3 separate regions of the Homo sapiens genome follow, and all the other regions are linked to region 2. A link is a contact called in ENCODE Hi-C or POLR2A ChIA-PET data. All regions are on one chromosome and are shown on one strand. The core of a region is the stretch at or near the end of the contact, and the rest is flanking DNA. Distances in the headings are between cores, read along the strand shown.

The links. A loop is a pair of places that touch in the nucleus more often than their neighbours do. ChIA-PET counts read pairs that join two places held with the same protein, here RNA polymerase II (POLR2A). Pooled maps may share reads with other maps.
Region 1: a loop to region 2 is called in a pooled map, with 4 times the contacts of the local background. The contact joins the enhancer-like site here to the promoter of UGCG in region 2. A Hi-C loop is called at or near these places in 1 of 37 single-sample maps with no recorded cell type and 2 of 50 pooled maps. POLR2A ChIA-PET finds 5 or more read pairs at or near these places in 1 of 52 experiments (Caco-2).
Region 3: a loop to region 2 is called in a map of ovary, with 4 times the contacts of the local background. The contact joins the promoter of ZFP37 here to the promoter of UGCG in region 2. A Hi-C loop is called at or near these places in 1 of 168 maps with a recorded cell type or tissue (ovary), 1 of 37 single-sample maps with no recorded cell type and 6 of 50 pooled maps.

The regions. Positions count from the first base shown.
Region 1 is chr9:110,142,724-110,145,423 of GRCh38, forward strand. All of the region lies in intron 8 of PALM2AKAP2 (PALM2 and AKAP2 fusion), which reads left to right. Among named protein-coding and RNA genes, the nearest start is that of C9orf152, 64 kb to the right of the region's middle. Within about 2 kb of position 1,393, at least 7 of the 41 ENCODE cell types and tissues checked have a DNase peak (open chromatin) inside an H3K27ac peak, as active enhancers do.
Region 2 is chr9:111,895,484-111,898,183 of GRCh38, forward strand. It overlaps UGCG (UDP-glucose ceramide glucosyltransferase), which reads left to right and starts at 1,331. Exons shown (of 9, transcript NM_003358.3): 1 at 1,331-1,830. The coding sequence starts at 1,733. RefSeq lists an enhancer at 782-1,365 and silencers at 986-1,575, 1,686-1,775.
Region 3 is chr9:113,055,444-113,058,143 of GRCh38, forward strand. ZFP37 (ZFP37 zinc finger protein) reads right to left here and starts at 1,281. Exons shown (of 4, transcript NM_003408.3): 1 at 1,114-1,281. The coding sequence starts at 1,245. RefSeq lists an enhancer at 912-1,481.

The DNA of each region.
Region 1 (2,700 bases), core at 143-2,642, 1.8 Mb before region 2:
GAACTTGGCACATTTGAGATATTTAAGAGTAAGTTAATGGAAGAGATTTAAAACAAAACAGAAATAGATTTGGAGCCAGACAACCAAGAGCTCTATCAATCATGTTAAGGGTTGTAGACTTTAGAGTTTACCCTATGGTCAGTGAGAAGCCAGTGAGAGTTTTTAAAGGAGTAATTATCTGAACACAACCCCAAGCTGTCCTGCCTTCACTGTGAGTTGATGGACTAAATGTCTTCCTATTGTAATGCATCCATTTCATAGGCTTGGATTGAGCTCTTCCTGCTTATGAGCACTTCCGAAGGCAGGCGCCATCTTGGTGAACACCCTGTATGTTATGTGAGGGGCCATGCTCCCAATAGTGTGTGCATGTGTGCCCTCTGCTGATGGCACTTAGAATTAGAGACTAAAAGGAAGAAGGCCAGGGGTGGTGGTGCATGCCTGTAATCCCAGCACTTTTGGAGGTGGAGGCAAGAGGATTGCTTAAGTTTGAGACAAGCCTGGGCAACATAGCAAGTCCCCATCTCTTAAAAAAAAAAAAAAAAAGAAAAATTACCTGAGTGTGGTGACACATGCCTGTTGTCCCAGCTACTTGGGAAGCTGAGGCAAGAAGTTTGCTTGAGCCCAGGTGTTCAAGGCTGCAGTGAGCTGTGATCGAACCATTGTACTCCAGGCTGGGCAGCAAAGTGCCAAAAAAAAAAAAAAAAAAAAAGGAGAGAGAGAGAATAAAGGAAGCACCTTTGCAGGTACATGAGCCTGATTTGAAGGGGTAACTCACACAGTGCTGTAAAACACCCTTGAGGAAAGAATTAGGGGGTGGGATATCCAAACATTGTATTGAAGTTGCAGTTCAAGACCTTTTCAAATGTCTTTTCATATTGGGGTTGCCAACAGTTCTCACTTTAGTATCTGTGTCTATTATTAGATATCCTGGTTTCACTTCCAAGTTCTAAGTATGCCAGAGAAACCCAGTTAGGTGATGATTTGTTTGGTTTTTTGAGAGTTTCTGTTTTCATGCCAGATGTTGAATTTATTTACCAAGTCAGATCATTCACCCCGTGAGACCTACATTATGGAGAGTGGCAAAAGAGAAGGTGTAGTTTGCTATTAAGTTCCATAACTTGGGGTATCTGTTCATGTCTTCTAATTTGTGGAAAGATGTGATAGTTATAAATGTTACTTTTGTAAGCTGTACAGGAAGTGTTGACTTCTGCTGCTGTCTGTTTAGATAAGATTAGACATGAGGTGATCATTACATTATTATAAAGATTCTTAACTGGGTCTCTGTTCTTTCCCCTTCATTATCTGCAAATATCACAAAGGAAAGTCTTAGGAAAAATATGTTTGCGACTGTCCACACATTCTTCATGAAGCAGAGCTTGGTGGAGTGTGCCATGCTAAATTAGAGCCACATGAGGCACAGTTTCATTTGAGGTGCCCTCATTGCTCCATGGGGGAAGTCCCTGTGTCAGCATCTGACAGAAGGATTGATGATGAGAGAGCTCTCCATCAGTAGTACACAGTGCCTCTCTTTCCTGCAAGGCAGGCACCAACTGTGCAGCTTGTAGGAGCCCTTCTGGCTGTGTGAAGCTAGCTAAAGCTTATTGTGGAGTGTCCACAGATGGTTATTGTCCACCACCATATTTCTAGAACATTCTCTGGTTACAAAAGTCTAATCATGGTAGTTACAATTTATCAAGGCCTTAAAGCTGCATATAATACTAGTTATTTCACACTTGTCATTTCTTATTTTCTCACTGAATCCTCCCAACAGCCCTCTAAGATACAAATTACCTCAACTCTTGAGGCCGGATATATTTCTAGATTCAGACTTTTTCTGATTTTAGAGAATTTATAAAGTATATACTATTATTTAGAAAAGTAATACAATGAACATACTATTATTTAACACAACTGGCAGGTTCTGGGTCAACACCCTGTGATCAAATTAAATTTCTACTCTAAAACTTGAGAAGAAGAATTAGTTACATTAAGTGGGTAAAGACTAGGAGACCTTCATGTCAGCTCATGTCAGGTTTTGCTGCCAAATAAGTTATGAAAAATCTTTCTTTTCAGAGTTTTTTGGATTTGGGAATTATATATGAAGAGTTGTGGACCTGTAATAATATTCTTTTTCAAAGAATTACTACTAGAGCCCAGAGAGATTAAGTTGCCCAAGGTCACTCAGCTTGAAAATGGGAGAGCCTGGTTTCAAACTCAGGCTCTCATTTGTCTCCAAAATCCATCTTCTTTCCCCTACCTTCTCCTTCCCATTTGTTGAGCCTGCTCTATGAGGTATACAGTAATAGCTTCTCTCTCCAACCTGTAGCTCAGGTTCCCTCTACCCTTTCCCAATCTTATGCCCAACCCCTGCATTTTCCTGGGTCCTTCTTGATCCTCCTTTTAGGAGCCACTGTGGCTCTGCAATCCTTCTTTTGCGGTGGCCTGGGTGTATAAATTTGACTCTCAGGGGCCATGAAACAGTGCTTCCCTAGTGACCCAGGATGATTCCTTTCTGCTTTCAGAACTCAATTCCAATGCCCCAAATTACAGTAGGCAAAAGCACTCGGGCTGTCCAAAGATCTGAGCGGATAGCCAAGGGACTAACTTAGTCCACATCAGCCATCTAGCCTAGCTGCTCTTGTGAGTTCTTTTTGAAAGTTATTTCCCAGGAAGAAGCTCTGCCATTTACTCCAGAAACAG
Region 2 (2,700 bases), core at 81-2,580:
CAGCCTCCGGAGTAGCTGGGATTACAGGCGCCTGCCACCACGCCCGGCTAATTCTTTGTATTTTTAGTAGAGACGGGGTTTCACCATCTAGGCCAGGCCGGTCTTGAACTCCTGACCTCATGCTCCACCTGCCTCCGCCTCCCAAAGTGCTGGGACTACAGGTGTGAGCCACCGCGCCCAGCCACAACTTCTTTTCAAAATTGAATTCAATTCTGAAATATCTCAAGGGAGGTCATGGATTATTTAAAAGGAAATCACTTGCAACAATAAACATAAAACAATGCAGAAATAGTATAAACTCATCTAGATTGAAGAAACACAAACATTGAGTACTAGCATCTTCTTGGGATGACTTAAAATTAGGACAAATACTTAGTTACCTTACTACCCAAAGTGACATTTCTTCCCATTTTAGAGCTGTGCTGTCCACACGTACAATTAAAATTTTCTAGTAGCTAGCCAAAGTATTTAAAAAGAGAAATTAACTTAATAATTTACCTAATTTAATGTAGTATGTCCAAAATATTACCTTTTCAACATGCAATCAATATAAAATTTACTAACGAGATGGTCTTCCACATCTGGTGTACTGTTTACTCCACAGAGTGGCAAGCTGCCTTTCCAACCCTCACTTAGCCACATGCGGCTACCGTATTGGATGGCAGTCTTAGGGAATTTCAATATCAACTGATTCTTTAATTCTGAATTTGAGAATTTCTTTTTATAATACACACGGTCGCTAAGGCGCTTAGAGATCTGTGAGGCGCATGGAGATTATTTTACTCTCCGGTCCCTTTTGATCCAAGATCCCACAGCATTAAAAGCAGTAAGAGGGAAGGCAATGGGCATCCCTTGCGCCCAGGAACGTGGCCTGGAGGGCCTGGCTGCTCCGAGCAGTAGCAGTGCCCGGCGGGGAGGCTGCAGACGCGGCGTTGGAAGTTGGATTTCTAGACAAGCTCCGGCAGCTGCCCGGAACCCGTGTCTTTTTCTGGGGCACCCAGGAACAGCAGGGCCAGACGGAGAGAGAGCAGCCTCCAGCCAGGCACAGGGTCCCGAGCTGCCACCGACACCGAGGGAGCCCGGCCCAGGGCTGCAGCGCTTTCCGCCTAGGTGGGCGGCAGCGGGAGCGAGGAGCCGGAGGAAGCCCGGCCTGCGTCCTGCGGGCAGCAGGACACGATCTCCCCGGCGCGCTCTCGCCGGCGCCGCAGCGGGCGCGCGGGCGACAGGGTGGGCGTGGACCGATGGGGGCACCGCCCCTGGGAGAGGCGGGCGCCGCGGTTCCGGGGGCGGGACGCGCCGAGGAGTGGGGCGCGAGCCGCCGGTTTTGATTAGTGCGCGGAGCTGCGGCGGTGGAGCTGCTCGGCCGGGAGCCCGGCGGCGAGACGGAGAGGCGGCGGAGGTGCCCGCGCGCAGGGTCTGGTGGGCGGCCGCGAGGCTCGGGAGAGGCGAACCGGAGCGCGGGACCGCGGTCGCCCCGACCAGAGCCGGGAGACCGCAGCACCCGCAGCCGCCCGCGAGCGCGCCGAAGACAGCGCGCAGGCGAGAGCGCGCGGGCGGGGGCGCGCAGGCCCTGCCCGCCCCTTCCGTCCCCACCCCCCTCCGCCCTTTCCTCTCCCCACCTTCCTCTCGCCTCCCGCGCCCCCGCACCGGGCGCCCACCCTGTCCTCCTCCTGCGGGAGCGTTGTCCGTGTTGGCGGCCGCAGCGGGCCGGGCCGGTCCGGCGGGCCGGGGGATGGCGCTGCTGGACCTGGCCTTGGAGGGAATGGCCGTCTTCGGGTTCGTCCTCTTCTTGGTGCTGTGGCTGATGCATTTCATGGCTATCATCTACACGTGAGTGAGGGACCGCAGGAGGGGCTCGGGGCAGGGGTCCGGGCCTCGGAGACAGGCGAGAATGGGAAACGTTTGCGCTTTGAAGGGGACTGGGCTCGGGCGGGGGTGGAGAAAGCTGATCGTCAGGCTGTTCCCCCCGTTCCCTCGCCCCTCGGACCGGCGGTGGCGGTGGTCTTTGCGAGGGAAAAGTGTTGGGCGTGGGAAGGGTTTGCTGGGTTGCAGGCGACTGCCCAGCCAGGCTAAAGGAGACTGCTCTTACGTGTCAGGCTGAAGGTGGTGGCTTGGTTTGATTGTGCTGGGGATTCGTGTAATTTTTCATCTGGGCCGAGATGTATGGTGTATTGTTTTTTTCTCCCGACCTGGGCCACGTTTCTGTTAGGGTGGTGATTGTGTCCACTTTTCTGGGAGCTGCTCACAGCTATCTGGACACCTCTCTGTGGATTTTCTTCTTCCTGGAAGGGCTCTATGCGCTTAGATAGGTGTGAAGCACCTGTCCACCCTGAAAAATGTCCACCAAACCTCCGAGCTGGCATGATAGCTTTGAGTCCTGTCAGCTTGTACATCTCAGCGTGGTTTTCTTTCCTTTTTTCAGTTCCTCGTTTTATTGTTTTATGTAGATTTGTACTCTCCCCGTGCCGGCCACATCTTTTCATTTTTGTTTAACAAATACTTCTTGAGGCCTACTAGATACCATTCACTGTTATTGGCCAGGGGACATGGTGGTGAGCAGGACAGAATTCCTGTCCTCATGAGTCTTACATTCTAGAAGGAAGGAGCAGATAAAATCTAAATAAGGTTATGAGATTGTGACGAAGCGTGTAAGTAAAATAGAACTGGGTGATGGCGTGAATAGAGACATGGGTTATGTGG
Region 3 (2,700 bases), core at 31-2,530, 1.2 Mb after region 2:
TTCTGGTTTTGTTTCCTGGTGTGTCTCCAGCATTTAAAACATTCCCTGGTTTTGAGGACAAAGCAGGGACTGCAAAACAACAACACCAAACAAATAAAATAAAAAATACCCCCTGGCATAAAATAAATGCTCATCTTACAGACTGTTCCTACTGTTCCTGCAAGTTTTCAATCACTGACACCCAAATACTCCCCAATCACTAACCTTCACAAACTTCTCCCAATTATGGATCTCTGCAAGTTCCCAACTATCACTCTCCACAGAACAATCATTAACCTCCACAGATCTCCAATCACTGACCACCAAAGAACCCTCAATCATTAAATGCAGCAATCCCCTCAAACTCCTGACCCCCTTAGACTTCTAGTCACAGAATCATAGAGGATCTTCAATCATTAATTCCTACTAATCACCTCATTACTCAAAGCACAGTTATTACTGCTAGACACCACCTAATTATTGACCTGCATACATCCCCAATTACCTTTTCTCCCCAGATGACATACAAATCATCTACCATCCCCAGAGACACCTCAACATTGACTCCCCAAACTCCAACAGTCATATTCCCCCCTCACTGGCCCCCCGATTCCTCCATTACCCACTGACCCTCAAAGATACTGCTAATCAAACTTCCACAGACATCACCGTCACTGACTCCCAAGCCCCAATCTCTGATGCTCCCAGATGCTCCCAATCACTGAATTTCCCAAATCCTAACACTGACCCTCTTTGATAACCCAGGCTCTAACCACCACAGGCACCCATAATCGCTGGCTCCCATAGACATCCCAAACCGCCAACCCCCACGGTCCTTCCCTATCTCTGACACATCACAAAGCCTCCATTTCTGATCTCCTTCCAAACTCCGACACTCGGTGACTGCCACAGACGCCTCCCCATCATTGTCTCTGCAGATCCCTCCTAATACTGATATCCTAAAGCCAAATCATTAACCCCACAGATAACTCAGAACACCGACCTCCCAAAAGACCATCTAGCATCGATTCCACCAATTCCCAAATCACCTATCGTCACAGACTACTCCAATCACTGCCCCGCAAGTACACCATCTCTGACCGCCAAAACACCCTGTCTCATCACAGCTCTCACCGCGGCGCTGGCCTCGGGCTCGGACACAGCCATCTCCAGTGGTCGCCCGGCCTCTTTGGTCGTTTCCGCACTTCTCCTCCGGTCCACGGTCTCTGGCTTTGTCAGAATCTGGACGCCGCTGGAGACCGACATGGCGGCTACCCGGAGGGCGGCCTTAGCGGGTCCGGCAGCCGCGATGGCGGCGCCCTTCGGTAATAGCGCACGGGCGCGGCCATCTTGGCAAACACTCAGCCGTACAGCGGAAGTGCGGGGACTTCTGGGACAATTAGATCGGGAGGTGGAAGCTGGCGAGGGCGTTACTTGCAGGATGCAGGAGTGATGCGATCAGAGCCAGCCGGAACCGAGTTCCGTTACGCACTACAGGACTGACCTGGGCCTGACAACCCACTGCCGGAGTTCGGATCGCATCACTGCCGGAAGATATTTTACAGAATTTGGAATTGCTTTTCCGAATACATGTCAGTGCGGCCAGCGGCTAGAAGTCCGGGAATCACAACGCTTAGTGCGGACTTTAGAAAGGCAGGATGCGAGAAATTGGAAGCATAACGGAGAAAAGCCTGATCGAACAAATAACATTATTTTATAGGGAGAGGACGTTAATCTTTGAGATATACGATAAATCTTTTCATATATAGTATAAGAACAATAAGAAAAACTGAAACAGAAACTTAAGTAAACACACCACTCCTCCGTGAGAGCCCGGGTTTGGTGAAGATATTTCACCAGAATAATCAAGCACTTGGAGAAATAATTCCTTAATGCGCCATTTCATGCATTAATTGCATTCATTGAATATGTGCAGGTTAGGTGCTGCGCTATGCAAGGTACTGGAAAAAGAGTGGAGAGGGGTAGGGATGATGTAAGTCCAGAGTCCAAAGGCCAGAAAACCAGGGTCTCCAATGTCAAAAGGCAGAAGATGAATGTCCCAGCTCAAGAAAAAAGAAAAGGTGGGAGGGAAGTGGGGATACTTAACGGGTTTTTAAAAAAAAAGAAAAGAAAGAAGGAATAAGACCTAGTATTTGATAGCACTACAGGTGTATATATCCAATAATAATTTAGTTGTACATTTCGAAATAACAAAGTATAAATGGATTGTAACACAGAAGATAAATGCTTGAGGGGATAGATACCCCATTTTCCATGATGTGATTATTGCACTGTGCATGCCTGTATCAAACTACTTCATGTACCCCATAAATATACTCACCTACTATGTACCCACAAAAGTTAAAGATTAAAAAAAAATAGAAAAGAGGATTCACCCTTCCTTTTCCTTTTTGTCCTTTCAGGCCCTCAGTGGATTAGGTGGTGGCCACCCACATTGGTGGGGGCTTTTTTATTCAGTTTGCTAATTCAAATGCTAATCTTTTCCCAGAAACACACTAACAAACCCAGAAACAATGTTTCACCAGTTTTCTGGGCATCCTTTAGCCCAGTCAAGTTGACCGATAAAATTAACCATCACCCTAACCATGATATACACAGACTTCCAGGTTACAGAATCTGTGAGATAATAGGTTTGTGATACTTTAATCCACTAAAGCTGGTGATAATTTGTTATCCAGCAATACTAAACTAAGGACTCAG